2 separate regions of the Homo sapiens genome follow, and region 1 is linked to region 2. A link is a contact called in ENCODE Hi-C or POLR2A ChIA-PET data. All regions are on one chromosome and are shown on one strand. Each heading gives the region's core, a stretch centred on a gene start or an enhancer-like site at or near the end of the contact. The rest is flanking DNA. Distances are from core to core; before and after follow the strand shown. Region 1 has its middle 130 kb from the start of LINC01638. Region 2 has its middle 29 kb from the start of LINC01638.

Evidence for each region. Hi-C counts contacts between places; a loop is a spot of excess contacts on that map. ChIA-PET counts read pairs that join two places held with the same protein, here RNA polymerase II (POLR2A). Pooled maps may share reads with other maps.
Region 1: a loop to region 2 is called in a map of esophagus squamous epithelium, with 2.1 times the contacts of the local background. The contact joins two enhancer-like sites. A Hi-C loop is called at or near these places in 2 of 168 maps with a recorded cell type or tissue (esophagus muscularis mucosa and esophagus squamous epithelium) and 1 of 50 pooled maps. POLR2A ChIA-PET finds 5 or more read pairs at or near these places in 2 of 52 experiments (activated B cell and endothelial cell of umbilical vein).

Annotation. Positions count from the first base shown.
Region 1 is chr22:27,093,227-27,099,975 of GRCh38, forward strand. No RefSeq gene overlaps it. Among named protein-coding and RNA genes, the nearest start is that of LINC01638, 130 kb to the right of the region's middle. Within about 2 kb of position 1,514, at least 2 of the 41 ENCODE cell types and tissues checked have a DNase peak (open chromatin) inside an H3K27ac peak, as active enhancers do.
Region 2 is chr22:27,192,019-27,198,908 of GRCh38, forward strand. No RefSeq gene overlaps it. Among named protein-coding and RNA genes, the nearest start is that of LINC01638, 29 kb to the right of the region's middle. Within about 2 kb of position 3,238, at least 7 of the 41 ENCODE cell types and tissues checked have a DNase peak (open chromatin) inside an H3K27ac peak, as active enhancers do.

The DNA of each region.
Region 1 (6,749 bases), core at 264-2,763, 100 kb before region 2:
CACACACAACATACATACAGCACACACATACATGCACACTCAATACACACACCACACATTACACACAACGTACACACATCACACATGCATACACACTCAATGCATATACACAATACATATAAACTTCACACAGCTCACCCATAACACACATATTACACATATATGCATACTCAACACACACACCACATATATGTGCACATCCAAAGCACATGTGCCATATACACGACTTGCAGACATCACACACCAGACACACAACATACACACATCATGCATACATGCACACCTAATACACACACACCACATACCACACACAACCTACACACACATCACACATGCATGCACAGCTAAAACACACTCCACACACAACATATGCACACATCACACATGCATGCACGCCCAATACATGTGCACACTATGCAACTCACACAGAACACACACACACATACATGCACACCCAATACACACACACCACACATACATGTACACTCCACCTCCTGCACACACACACGCACACACTCACACACCCACACACACACCTCATAGTTCCTGAGGAATACCTTTATCCCACCTGCAGCTTGCACTGAGGCCATCCGACAAGTCTGGAGTGAGCCAGGTTGACCCCAATGACCAGCAAGATGGGTTGTAGATAAGCAACAGGGATCTCTGCCAAAAGACATCCACCTTCCCCACACCCCCAGGCCCTGTCTTTTCATCTCCTCCACCCTCAGGAGGCAAGAGCAGAGGGTCCAGGAGCCCAGATCAATCCAGTGCTCTTCCTCCAGTCTTTAGAAGAGGAAGAAAGCATCAAATGTGAACCAGGAGAGAGCTAGGAGGCTGGTGGGAGAAGGGTCGAGACAAGCCAAGACATGACTGGGTTCATGGAAGAGACATAGTAAGACAGCATCTGATGCCATGAGATCTAGTGGTGACAGACAGGGAGGGGCAGAGAGGAGTTCTGGGTGCAGAGAGTGAGAGGAAGACCAGGAGGGGCTTGAAAGGCTGCCCACCTGGGGTCATGCTATGAGTGACTGTGGCAGGCAGGGCCGGCTAATATAGGAAACATCAGGGAGTGAGAGGCAGAAGTCTGGGGAAACTGAGACACAGGGGTGGGAGGCGACTTTGTTAGGATCATCTGGCAGGCTAGGGGCTTAACTTCTGCATCAAAGTCTTACCTATCCATCTTCCTGCTTTCTGGATTACACCAAAAAGTAAATATGAGATTAGAGCAGGAGAGAAATACGATTTGGCAAACATCTGCTCTGTGTTAAGCCTTTATTTTACATTGACTTGTGGATTCCTCACAAGGGTAGGATGTGTGTGTTTACTCTTTTTAGTATTCCCATTTTACAGATGAAGAAACTGAGACTCGGAGAGGTGACTCCACCAGAAAGTGGCTGAGTCTGGGCTGAGACCCGAAATCTTCAGGTATCAGAGCTCTTCCCAGCACGCCTGTGGGTTTACTGCCCAGTGCTCCAAATCTGCTGAAACAGAGAGGAACATTTGTGGATGGGGTGGAGGGGTGAGTACTCTCCATCATTCCTCTGGGAAGAAACTCAGCCAAAATTCCTTGGAATCGGTTGCTTTAGGTTGCACGCAGGGGAGAACAGACTCAGACAGGGATGTTTATAATGGCTTCCAAATGTCTGGCCGCAGCTGCCTCTCTGGCAGTGAGAGACGAGGAGGCCCAGGGGTCGGGGAGGCGAGACCCACTCCCTGCCTCTCTCCTCCACATGCATTTTGAGAACACTGGCGCTTCTGGAGACCTGGGTGGAAAGATGTGCTGCTGCTCCAGTGTAAAAGCAATGAATGAATGGGTGAGTGAATGAATGAATGAATGAATGAATGAATGCTGCAGGTGCAAAGTACAACTTTCCTTAACTGTTAAATGGGAATTTTTAACACCATTACTGGTCACTTCTTTCATTCTGTGAAGTCCTTCTGCGTATTAACCGCCTTGATGAAATCTCCCAAGGATCCAATCAGCATAGCCCATTTGACAGATAATAAAAGCAAGGCTCAGAGGTGAAGGCACTGGCCTAAGCCACTTAGTGATGATGGAGGGAGAACTTGAGCAGGGTCTCTTTGTTTTTAGAAGTCTTGCTCTTAACTTCACCCAAGGTAATTGGGTGAGGGGCTAACATGGGGCTAGGCACACAGTGAGTGTTCAGTTAATCTCAGTGGAAAAGATACATTGATAAGAGCTTCCTAGGGGTAGGGGTGGGGGTGAGTAGAAAGTGCAGGTGAGCCACACAGACCTGATCTCCATGGAGACTGTCATCCTTGATTAATTACCTCCCCTTGCCAAGACTCAGTTTCTTCTTCGTAATGTTGGGCATAATAACCTCAACCTCTCCCATCACTAGCAGGCACACAGTAGGTAGTGTTTTAAAAATATCAACAGTAAGAACATAAATAATGGCTAATCTCTTTTGACTTTCTATGCCAGGTACAGAGCTCTTTATATGATTTCTTTTTGTTTTCTCATCTGTTCCTCCATCCAACCCTATGAGTTCAGTTTCTGTTTTCTAGAAAGAATAAGGAGGCTCAGAGAGGTTAAGTGGCCTGTATAAGGCCACACAGCTAGGAAATGTCTGAGTTGAGAGCCTGGTTTATGAACCTCTAGGCTTTTCAACTAACACACTTGTGAAAACATGCCAGTTGGTGTTTGGCTCGTAGAGGCTTACAAAAAGAGCTAGACATTGCCCCCAGCTTTTCCCTATAAGAATCTCTCCTTTTCATAGATGGGGATCTGAGGTCCAGGGATGGAATGACAGACTGCAGCCATCAAACGGTGCTTGCTCTTTGTATTAGTTTGTTTTCACATTGCTATAAAGAACTGTCCGAGACTGGGTAATTTATAAACAAAGGAGGTTTAATTGCCTCACAGTTCTGCATGGCTGGGGAAGCCTCAGGAAAGTTACAATCATGGTGGAAGGGGAAGCAGGCATGTCTTACATGGCGTCAGGCGAGAGAGAGTGTGAAGGAGGAACAGTTAAACACCTCTAAAACCATCAGATCTTGTGAGAACTCATTCACTATCACGAGAACAGTATAGGGGAAACTGCCCCCATGATCCAATCACCTCTCACCAGGTGCCTCCCTCGACACGTGGGGATTATGGGGATTACAATTGGAGGTGAGACTTGGGTGGGGACACAGAGGCAAACCATATCACTCCTGAACAAGATTCCAGGTCACCACCCTAGAGGAAGAGGCCAGGGCAGGCCTGACAAAGCCCCCCACTATGTTCAAGGTCCCTCCCCGGATAAGCCTCCTTCTTGCACCGTTGCCCCTCTGTTAAGAGGAGTTAATCCTGATTTACTTTTAAGTTGCACATACCTGGGTTTTAGTTTTTCGATTAGAAATATGAAAGAGATTTATTGCAGAAAAGCAAGAAAGGCGACATTCTAACTGGTTCACAATTTCCCTATTTGGAGAAAAACACGGTTTGGCATTTTCTACATTTCCTTCTTGGTACAATCGCCGTTGCTATGATCCGTGATCCTACAGAATACTCAGCTCTGCACAGATTCATTCTTTTTCCCAAAGCCAAGTCTATTGTTTTTTATTGATGAGAATGGAAAGTACGAATGGGTAAGAAGATAAAGTCCTACCTAGGGAAAGGTAGTCACTGTCACTGTTTTGGCAGATGATAGATGATGATAGATAGATAGATAGATAGATAGATAGATAGATAGGTAGATAGAGATATAGTCACTGTGTATGTGTGTGTGTATCATTCACACACACACACACGTCCTCCACTCATATGTAAACATTATTGCATACTTCAGTTCAGACTTTGCATCAAGGTCTCAAACTCATAAGCCCTGGCAGGTTACAGGAATGAGTGTGGGGGCCAGGTGGGGGCTGGGCAAGCTGGACTCCACATGCCCCATCCACAGGGGCAGCTGTTACTGCTCAGCTCAACTGCTGCCACAAAGAATGCAAGCCCAATGTCATCCCATGTTCCAATTTTACAAAAATTGGAACTCCAGAAATCTAGATTTTTATATAAAAACTCCAACTTTTTAAAGATATTGGCAGCAAATTCCTTGTAAATAAAGCATACATGGAGCAAAGAGACACATTGCGGGGTTGCCCTGAGTTTGCAACCTCTGCCGTCTGCATCCTGCAGACATACCCTTCTCACTTGATACTTGTACGCTAGGCATTTTCTCATGGACCTGGTTAATTGCAAAATCTCTCATACATCTACTATTCTGGTTTGGGGTCAGAAGGGCACATTTTCTTCCTGTAGTCCTCCTTGTCTGCTAACTTCTTCTGAATCTCTCTCCTCTAGAACCACCCCCAACCACTGCCCCGGCATCCTGCTCCCCCAAACCATTCAATTTTATTAATGGTTGATTTTCTTTTAAAGCTGTCTGGAGGCTGCTGCAAGCTCCACGGTTGCCAGTGGCTGATCAATATCTGGGGAGGGCGGGGGTGTCATTTCATTAGCTAAGTGCCATGTAATCTACTTGGTAAATCCCATAGCCTCTTCCTGAGCTGTCCAGAGATGATGCAAAGAAGCCTGGCCACAGGCCTAACTACGCCATCCTGCTGGAATCGGGAAGAAATGTTTGGAGATCCCCCTGCTGAGGTTTGATCTGGTCCCTTGCATTGTCCCCATCTCATCTCCCTCTGTGTCTCCAATCAATCATAGCCTGACTTCTTCAAGGCTTTAAAATGACAGAATTTCTCCGTCTGCACTAAGAAAGGCCTGATCATCCCAAGAACTCTGCAAGGGGAGCAGTACACCCAGTTTACAGAGAAGACCGAGGCAGGGAGAGGTCATGGCACACTGCCAAGGTCCCAGCAGGCAGAGGCAGGATCTGAACCCGGGGCTGGCTGGCTCCTCATCCAGAAGCTGGCTCAGGGCAGCCACAGAAAGAGGCTTGTGTGAAGTGGCCTGGATTCCTGGCCCAGCCACAGTGGGAGTCCCCACAGTCTTGTGAAAAATTTACCACATTCCTCTGGTTTCTCTTTATGGGGACTGGTAGTCCCAGATGTCATTCAATTACAAAGTTATGGCCACCACCAGGGGCCAGTGAGCCCCATTCCTACCTGGCTGGAAGGCATTAGAGCTGTAAATGGCTTTCCTGGAGGCAGAGGGCCCGTGGGAAGGTGAGCTGGCCTCATAAGGCAACTTACGGGCCAGGGACAGTATTTTCTTGTGATTGGAGGTCAGTTTCAGTGTGGAGGACTGGAGACTCATGAGCAACCTGATACTCAGAACACAGGATTTCCATTGATTGTCTCTGCAGGGCATCTGGGGACATGGCACCAAATTGTAGTGACCCCACCAGTCAGACTCAGAGGATATCCAAGGACCCTGGGCAGCATGGTCCACCTGGGCTGGTAGAGCTGGGAGTCCCTGAGGACAAAACAAGGGGGAGGAGAAGATGAGTCCAGGAGTTGAGAGCACTGCCTTTGGAGCTAGAGAGAAGGGTTCCAGTCCTAGCTGCCCCCTTCATCAGCTGACAACCGTGGATATTCCACCACCACTTCACCAGCCTCTATTTTCTCATCTGTGGAATGGGGATAATGGTACCTACTCCATAGAATTGTTCGAGGATTAACTGAGGTGATAGGATTCAAGTGTTTTACATCAGGCTTAGCACGGATTGCCCACATCAGATTAGATATTATCACTAGCAGTAAAAGGAAGAAATGAGATTTGCTGTAGTTTCCCCCTTATCCTTGGGGAATATGTTCCAAGACCCCCACCGGATGCCTGAAACTGCAGATAAGACTGAACCCTATATACACTATGATTTTTCCTATATGTACATTTTTCCTATACATATATACTTATGATAAAGTTGAATTTATAATCTCAGTAATAGATGAACAACAATAACTATCATAAAATAGAAGAATCATAACAATATACTGTAATACAAATTCTGTGAATGTGGTCTCTCTCTCTCTTTTCCTCTCTCTCTCGCAAAATAATGTAGTATGTTTGGCCGCAGTTGACCGTGGGTAACTGAAACCACAGAAAGCGTAGCTGTGAGTAAGGGAGGACTCCTGTGTTCAGAAGCTATTGTGTGCCAGGTACTGCGCCATCTTTCATAGACATTTCATGTCATCCTGGAAAAGACCGATTTGAAAGATGAGGAAATTGAGGCTCAGATGAGCGTGAAGGGGTCTATTCTATTTTTTTTTTTTTGAGACAGAGTCTCATTCTGTCACCAGGCTGGAGTGCAGTGGCACGATCTCGGCTCACTGCAATCTCCACCTCCTGGGTTCAAGTGATTCCCCTGCCTCAGCCTCCCGAGTAGTTGGGACAACAGGTGCATGCCACCACGCCCAGCTAATTTTTTGTATTTTAGTAGGGATAGGGTTTCACCATGTTGGCCAGGATGGTCTCGATCTCCTGACTCGTGATCCGACCGCCTTGGCCTCCCAAAGTGCTGGGATTACAGGCGTGAGGCACCGCGCCTGGCCTGAAGAGGCCTATTCTATCAGGAGCCCAGGTGTTAAGCCAGTTACGTCGGGCCCCTCCTGTGATGCTACACAGCATCCCCTGACCTCCTGTCCAGGGCGTTGCTGAGTAGGGCAGGAGACGGGAGGCAGGATCCAGAGACAAAGGCGAGAGAGGCAGTGTGAGGAGACCCTGTAGTCTGGAGACCTGGCAGAGACGCCTGATCTGGGACAGATGCCATGCGTCTCCACCTGGGCTGCCTCCACTGGGGGAGGCAAGGAGGCCTTGTCTCAGGGGCTTCCCAGAGTCAGGGATGCAT
Region 2 (6,890 bases), core at 1,988-4,487:
ATAAGTATGAAATTAATTCTGATATTGACACTAAAATCCAAGGTTTTTTTTTTAAGGTATATTCTGTGCTGCTTTCAGGAAAAAAAAAAAAAAAGAGAGAGAGAGAGGGAGAGAAGAAGTGATTAAGTCTGCCTTCCTCCTGCCCACCCTTCCCCTAACACTTACCCTTTCAAAGGTCCATCGCTGGTCCCATAGGCATGGGTGTGGGGTTTATTGGCATCTACAGCAGCTGAGATGAAGCCATTGCAGGCCACATAGTGCTAAAAATATTTCAAAGTTCACAGGGGAAAGAAAGGGAGAGGAGGGAGCGGTGAGAAGCAACTTTTGCCAACTCTGAAAACAGTTCCGCCCACTAAGTCTTCACCGTGCAGAAGGGGCCAGATCAGATTAGGGCCACCAGTTGCCACATTATCCTGTCTTGAGTCCACTAACTCTCACTAAGCTCCGAAAATCCCATTTACGGTGTTTAGGACACCTCTGGAGGAGTTTGCTGTGTAAATATTATTCCACCATTAAATCCTACAACCAGGCCACCGTCAACAAGTGGATTCGCAATGGTTACGCCAAGGGGGGCTGCGCTGGGGACCTGTGAAGTGCGGCCAAGGGGCTCGGCCCAGAAGCCAGCATGAGTGGTAAAGCGCCTCATTCTCCGACTAAAGCCTCCTGCCACTTGGGCCTGCTTAATAAAACAGGGCCGCTGGGGCACTCGATTTGGGCTGGGAACCAAATACACCTCAGGAGCCACTTAGAGCTAGGGCCTGCCTTAGACAGCTGGCGTTCCTTCTTACCAACCTTAATCTCATGCAGGGCCCTTGTGGGCTGCAGCCCTCTTGGCTGAGACTGGGACTTACCTCCAGTATCTCCCACTTCGGCAGCAGAGCTGACGTGGGCATCGTTCTGGGGAGGTGACTTTTTCCCAGCCGGAGGCAATTTTGCTTTGGGTGCCCTTTCTGTTGTCTGCAAGCCCAGACCCTTTCTTTATTAATTTGTGTATTTGGAGGAGGGAAATGGCTGGATGACGAGCCATCGATTATTGTGGATGGATAACCGATCTGACTCAGCAGATGCTGCTGTTGCTGCTGCTGCGATGGCTGTCACTGTTTTTTGCTTTTTTCTTTCTTTTTTTTAAAATTAATTAATTTCCTTTTAAGCTGATTTGCAGATTGCACTTCTGGGATGTGGTGAGCAAGGATGAAGGACTTAAATTTGAAAAGTGCCTAGCTCAGGTATGGTAGGAATTCATCATTCCAGAATTGTTCTTTGCACTCAACAACGGGCAAGACAAGCCTGGTGCTCTCACAGTGAGAAATCCAATGTTCTGAACCTAAAGGGGTATGACCCAGGTAGGTCCTGACACACAGCGGTGTCCAATAAATGGGGACTGAGGCATATGAAGCCCCAAGCACCACTGTGTCTGGCACATAGCAATTGCTCAATTAACATTCTTCTTTCGGGAGTTTGAGCCCCAGCTCAGTCATGTTTGCAGCTGCGTGATGTTGAGAAAATCCCTTTCCTTTTCTGAGCCTCCGTTTCCACATCTGTAAAATGGAGCTTATATCTGCAACGTGGAGCTGCTTAAAAGGTTCATTCATCCACACACGGGCTTGTTTAATATGTAGTTGTCGACTACCTACTATGTGTTGGTGCTGAGGGTTTTGTGATGAATAAAACCCAGTGTTTCCCTCAAGGAGCTGGTGGTCCACAGAGGAGTTAACAGGTAATTAGGATGTTCTGTTGTCAGTGCTGTGATGTGGAAACCCTGATGAAAGGCCCTTAATGTAGCCTGCCCACAGGACAGGGGGTGACCAGCAATTACCTCCCAGAGCAAGGTTTAGCAAACTACTGCCCCCAGGCTAAATCTGGCCCACTGCCTCTTTCATACAGCTCACAAGCTAAGAATGGTTTTTACACTTTTAAATGGTTTTACACAATCAAAATCATGTTTCATGCCACTTGAAAAGTATACGATATTCAAATTTCAGTGTCCATAAATCACACTTCATTGAAACATAGCCATGCTCATTCATTGGTGTATTGTTTGTGCCTCTTTGCACTTTGACAACAGAGTTGAGTCGTGGCAACAGAGACCAGGTGCCCCCACGAAGTCTAAAATATTTACTGTCTGGCTCTGTACAGAATAAGTTTGCTGACCACTGTCCTAGAGGAAGTGATATGTGAGCCAAGCCAAAGGACAGGGAGAAATTGGTCAGACGGAGATGGATGAAAGGTGTGAGAAGAGAACCTGCTTTGCAGGTTGCAGAAAATTCGTGGCATCTTCAAAGATGATGCAATTCCTGTGCAACAAACTGCAAAGTACCATACCAACTTGAGTGAGTATTCAGAACAGTGGAGGACAGGCTCATCACCAATCTCCTTAGAGAAAGTACCAGGGGAAAAATCATGACACAACATCTCATTTATTCAGCACCTATTTGGTCCACTGTAGTTTTCCTAACACTCTCATATTCAGTCCTCCAAATGGACCTGAGAAATGGGATCATTAACCCACTTCACAGATGAAGAATTGGGAGCTCAGAGAAGTAAAGACACCCAGCCAAGGTCACACAGCAAAACAGAGAACAGAATACCCAGGCTGTCCCCTTTGCAAATTCATGTTCCAAACCCACACTCATAAACCAGTCATTTGTCAGCCCTTATCCTGTAACGTTAAAAAACTACATGTTGGTAAGAAACAAGGAAAATAAATGAAAAATGAAAGAACTAGAATCCAAAGTAGATTTTTTTTTTTGAGACAGGGTCTCATTCTGTTGCCCATGCTGGAGTACAGAGGCGTGATCACAGCTCACCGCAGCCTCGACCTTCTGGGCTCAAGCCATCCCCCCACCTCAGCCTCCCAAGTAGCAGGGACCATAGGCATATGCCACCATCCTCTGCTGATTTTCTTTTTATTTTTTGTAGAGATGAAGTCTCACTGTGTTGCTCAGACTGGTCTCGAACTCCTGGGCTCAAGCGATCCTCCCACCTCAGCCTCCCAAAGTGTTGGGATTAGAGGCATGAGCCACGGCGTTTTGCCCAAAGTAGAAATTTTGCAGCTACTCTCCAGCCTCCAACATCTTGGATGCTGTATCCTCTTCCCTCCCCTCAACTCTTGCAAGTCCTTCTGAAATCCAGCTACACCGCTGGGAAGGAGAAAGAGAAAAATAAAAATAAGCCAGGCTTCCCAGAAAGAGCCAGCAGGAGAGAGCTCTCTGAGATGGGTGGAGAGACGCATCCCTGAACGCAGCAGAGTTGGCAGGCCCAGCTCCCGGCAGCTGTTGGCTGCGCACAGAATAAACACAAGCGGATGGATGGGTTCGGGCAGGGAAGCCACCTCGCCTGGCGGGCTCCAGGCAAAGCCGCGAGGCGCGGGGTGGCAGGCCTGCCAGCTGACGGGAAGTGACTCGGGCGCGGGGTTTGTGCTTTTGGCTGCTTGGCGCAGGTCTGCGCAGCATCGGGGCATTGGTGAGAGACATAGGAAGCTATGGAAGTGGGAGGTCCTGGCAGCTCCTGTCTGTGTGTCCTGGGGTGAGACTGTTTACCCATCTGAACCTCAGTGACCTCATCCATATGTGGAGGTAGCAGTACCCTCCTTTGGGGACAGTTGTGCAGTGGACATTAAGAGGTGCTGCTCGGATCCCTCTTCGAGGAAAGTCTCATCGTCCCAGCATCTGGGAGTGCTCGCCTTAGCCACTGGCCCCTTAAGGGATGGCCCCAGCTCCAGAACTTCATCTGAGGTCATATCCTTGTGGGGATAGGAGGCCTTCATCCAATGACTGATCCATGTAAGTTATAAAGGCCTGGATGGCACTGAAGGGCTATTCTAGCTTCAGGGCTGCCCATGTTGTTGGCTGAGGCCATTGTTCAGCCTGCATCGTGACTCAACTTCTCCCTCCACCCACTTCCCCTCTTCCCTCCCTTCTGTGGGTGTCAATCCGAAGAGTCTTCCTAATAAATGACATGCATGGTAAACTCTGCCTCACTATGCTTCTTGGGCACCCAACTTGGGACTATATGCTTGAGAAATTGTGTTTGGAAAGCACCTATGGCCCAGAGGGAGCTCAATATGTGCGAATAAGCAAAAGGGAGATGAGAACTGCAGAGGAACCTACTTCAACATGTCCACATCCCTCTTGATGTTAAAGATAATGAACAAAGTAAATCAGCAGAGCAGGAGTCCTTTTCTCACACATTGGGGCATTTGTTCTGCCATCAAACACTGAAGCCCAGATATGCACCAGACATGCACAAGCAGCTAAAGGCATTATTATTCCCACTTGACAGAGGTGAAGACTGAGGCCAAGAGAAATGATTACAATCTGGCAGATTATGCTGCATGATCATTTATTCATTTATTCATAAAGTATTGAGTGCTGGGCTCTGGGGCAACTGGAGCCTGCTCAGAGCCCAGAAGAGAGACACTAGGTGAGCCCAGCAATGAAAATGACACAAAGTTTGAGAAAAGTACGATGCACACATGCAGGGGGTGATTAAGGGATAAAATGGGGGAACCTAAGGTGGCCAGGAGGGGTCACAGCAGGATTGAAATTGACATCTTCCAACTCTGCTTCCTCAGCTGCCCAACAAATTTCTGTTTGGAGAGGTAAACTGGAGAGGCTGGGTTCTCAGCCATCCCTAGCTTCTTCCCACTTCTGTGTTTAAGAGCCAACACGAAAACCCCAAATGTCCCCACCCTCTCTGCAACTGAGGAGCCAGAATCCCATAGCTGAGTTTCTTCTCCAGCCAATCCAAGACTTAGCAAACGCGGTTGTCTCCAAAGCAAGATGGCCAAGTTTGGAAGCAACTCCAAATCTTCCCTTTCCTCTGCATGTCTCCAGCGAGTGGACAGCTTCTCTTTCCAGTAATCCAAGCCAAAGTCATCTCTCTCCCTTTTCCTCCTTTTTCTCTCATAGGCTGAAGCATCTGTCCTCTGCAGAAGCTCTTTCCTCCTCTGAAGTCCCCCACCCAGGTCTTTTTCTTGGCAACATCAAGATGCTTTCTCAGCATGGGGAAAAAGAGTCTAGAAGGGTCATGGCTCAGTGGCAGCTATTGGATTCCTGGGAAAAGCCAGGCTCAGAGTGTGAAAGAGAGAGAGGAGACCATCAGAGCTATGTGGATGCAGTGGTGAGTGCAGCAGAAATGCCCCTTCAAAGCCACAGCCTTGGGAAGCTCTCCCAAAGACAGCCTGGAACAGTCTCACTTGTACCAGCACAAGTCCCAGAAAGCCTGGCCCCTGCCCAGGTCTGCAGCCTCCAAGCCCACGGCTCCATGTAAGTGCCCCAGCCTGCACTGCTGCCAAGTTCCTCCCCGCTCTTCCTTCTGTCTGGAATGCTGGTCCTCCTGTTGGCTAGGACCAATAGATTCTTCCAACTGTAGCTCAAGTAGCACCTCCTCTGAGAAGCATTCCTGGCCAGCCCTAGCGCTTTCGTACCTCTCCTATAGACCTCTTCATGTAAGAGCACTTGTCACACTGAATTGTCATTGTGGGTTGACTCATCTTCTTCCCTCACCAGTCTTTGAGCCATTTGAAAGCAGGGAACACTGGAGTTTACTCATGCTGTGACCACCAGAAGTTAGTTCAGAGCCTGCACATAGTAGGTGCTTTGATGTTGTTGCCCGACTTCACCAGGGCTCCCCTTCTCTCTTTTTATCTTGGCTTCATCCTTCAAATAGGCCTCAAATTGTACCTGGGATGGCCATCCACCTTCCTGAACTGGTACATCCCTTGCTTAGTAACCCACCAAGAGAAAAAAAATCTCAGGGAAGATTCTCATTGGTCCAGAATGGGTCATGTGCTTCTCCCTGAAACAATCACATGACCTGGGGAAAAGATGGCTTTGATTGGCCAGGTCTGGGTCACATGTGGCTCCTGTGGCTGGCAGTGAGATCAGCTACATCAGGAAGCAGTAAAGGAAGCAAAAGGAAGCAGTGGTTGTATTTCTGGAAAATGAGGAGGAGTGTGAGACAGGGAGAGACAACATATTTCCACCATGAACCATGTAGATCAATCTTGGGGGGAAAAGATGTGTGTTTGCTTTACCAAACTGATTATTTTGTGGAGTAACTGGTGATTTTCTCCAAAAGGAGAGATTCTGAAATTCCTCTGATAAGAGCCTATATTGGGTTGTGAATGCACCTAGTGAGCAGTTGACAAATATTTAAGAATGAGGCTGGAGTGTGAAAGGCCTTGAATGATTCAAGATGTTTGATCCTGTAGCTGAGCAAACTACAGCCCTGGAACTGGCCATCTGTTTTATAAATAAATCTTTATTGTAAAACAGCCACACACATATTGTCTATGGCTACTTTCACTACATCTGCAGAGTTGAGTGGTTGTGAAAGTGACCGTATAGCCTCAAGCCAGAAATACTTAATGTCTGACAATTTACAGAAGGTATAGGGACAATGGGCCATGTGGTTCATTGGGTGGATCTGTAAGTGGTCGCTGGCCCACTGGTCTTTCTCTCAGGTGGGGCTCCCTAGAAACAGACCCTGAGACAAGGAAACCAGTGGGAGTTTATTTGGAAGGTGATCTCAGGAAGCACCATTAGGAAAGGGGCAGGGAGTCAGAGAGGAAAAGGAAGACAAACTTTAATAGGGGCATTAGGAGTATGTTATCATTGTCAACCAGAGCTTAGTTCCACTGGGAACTCTGGGAGTGGCATAGATTAAGTACTTCTGTGGGGAAAAGGAGCTGGGGTATTTATACACCAACTCCCACCTGGGACTGGTTGAGGACTGTTCCTAGGGCAGTGTAAATTACTTGGCACTTGCATCCTTGCCCATGCATGGGTAGAGCAGGCTCACAGCCAGAGGAAACCAATGAGCCACAGGTGCTGGCAAGCATGCCCTCTTCCCCAAACCCAGGGCAAAGAATCTGGCCCTAGATAATT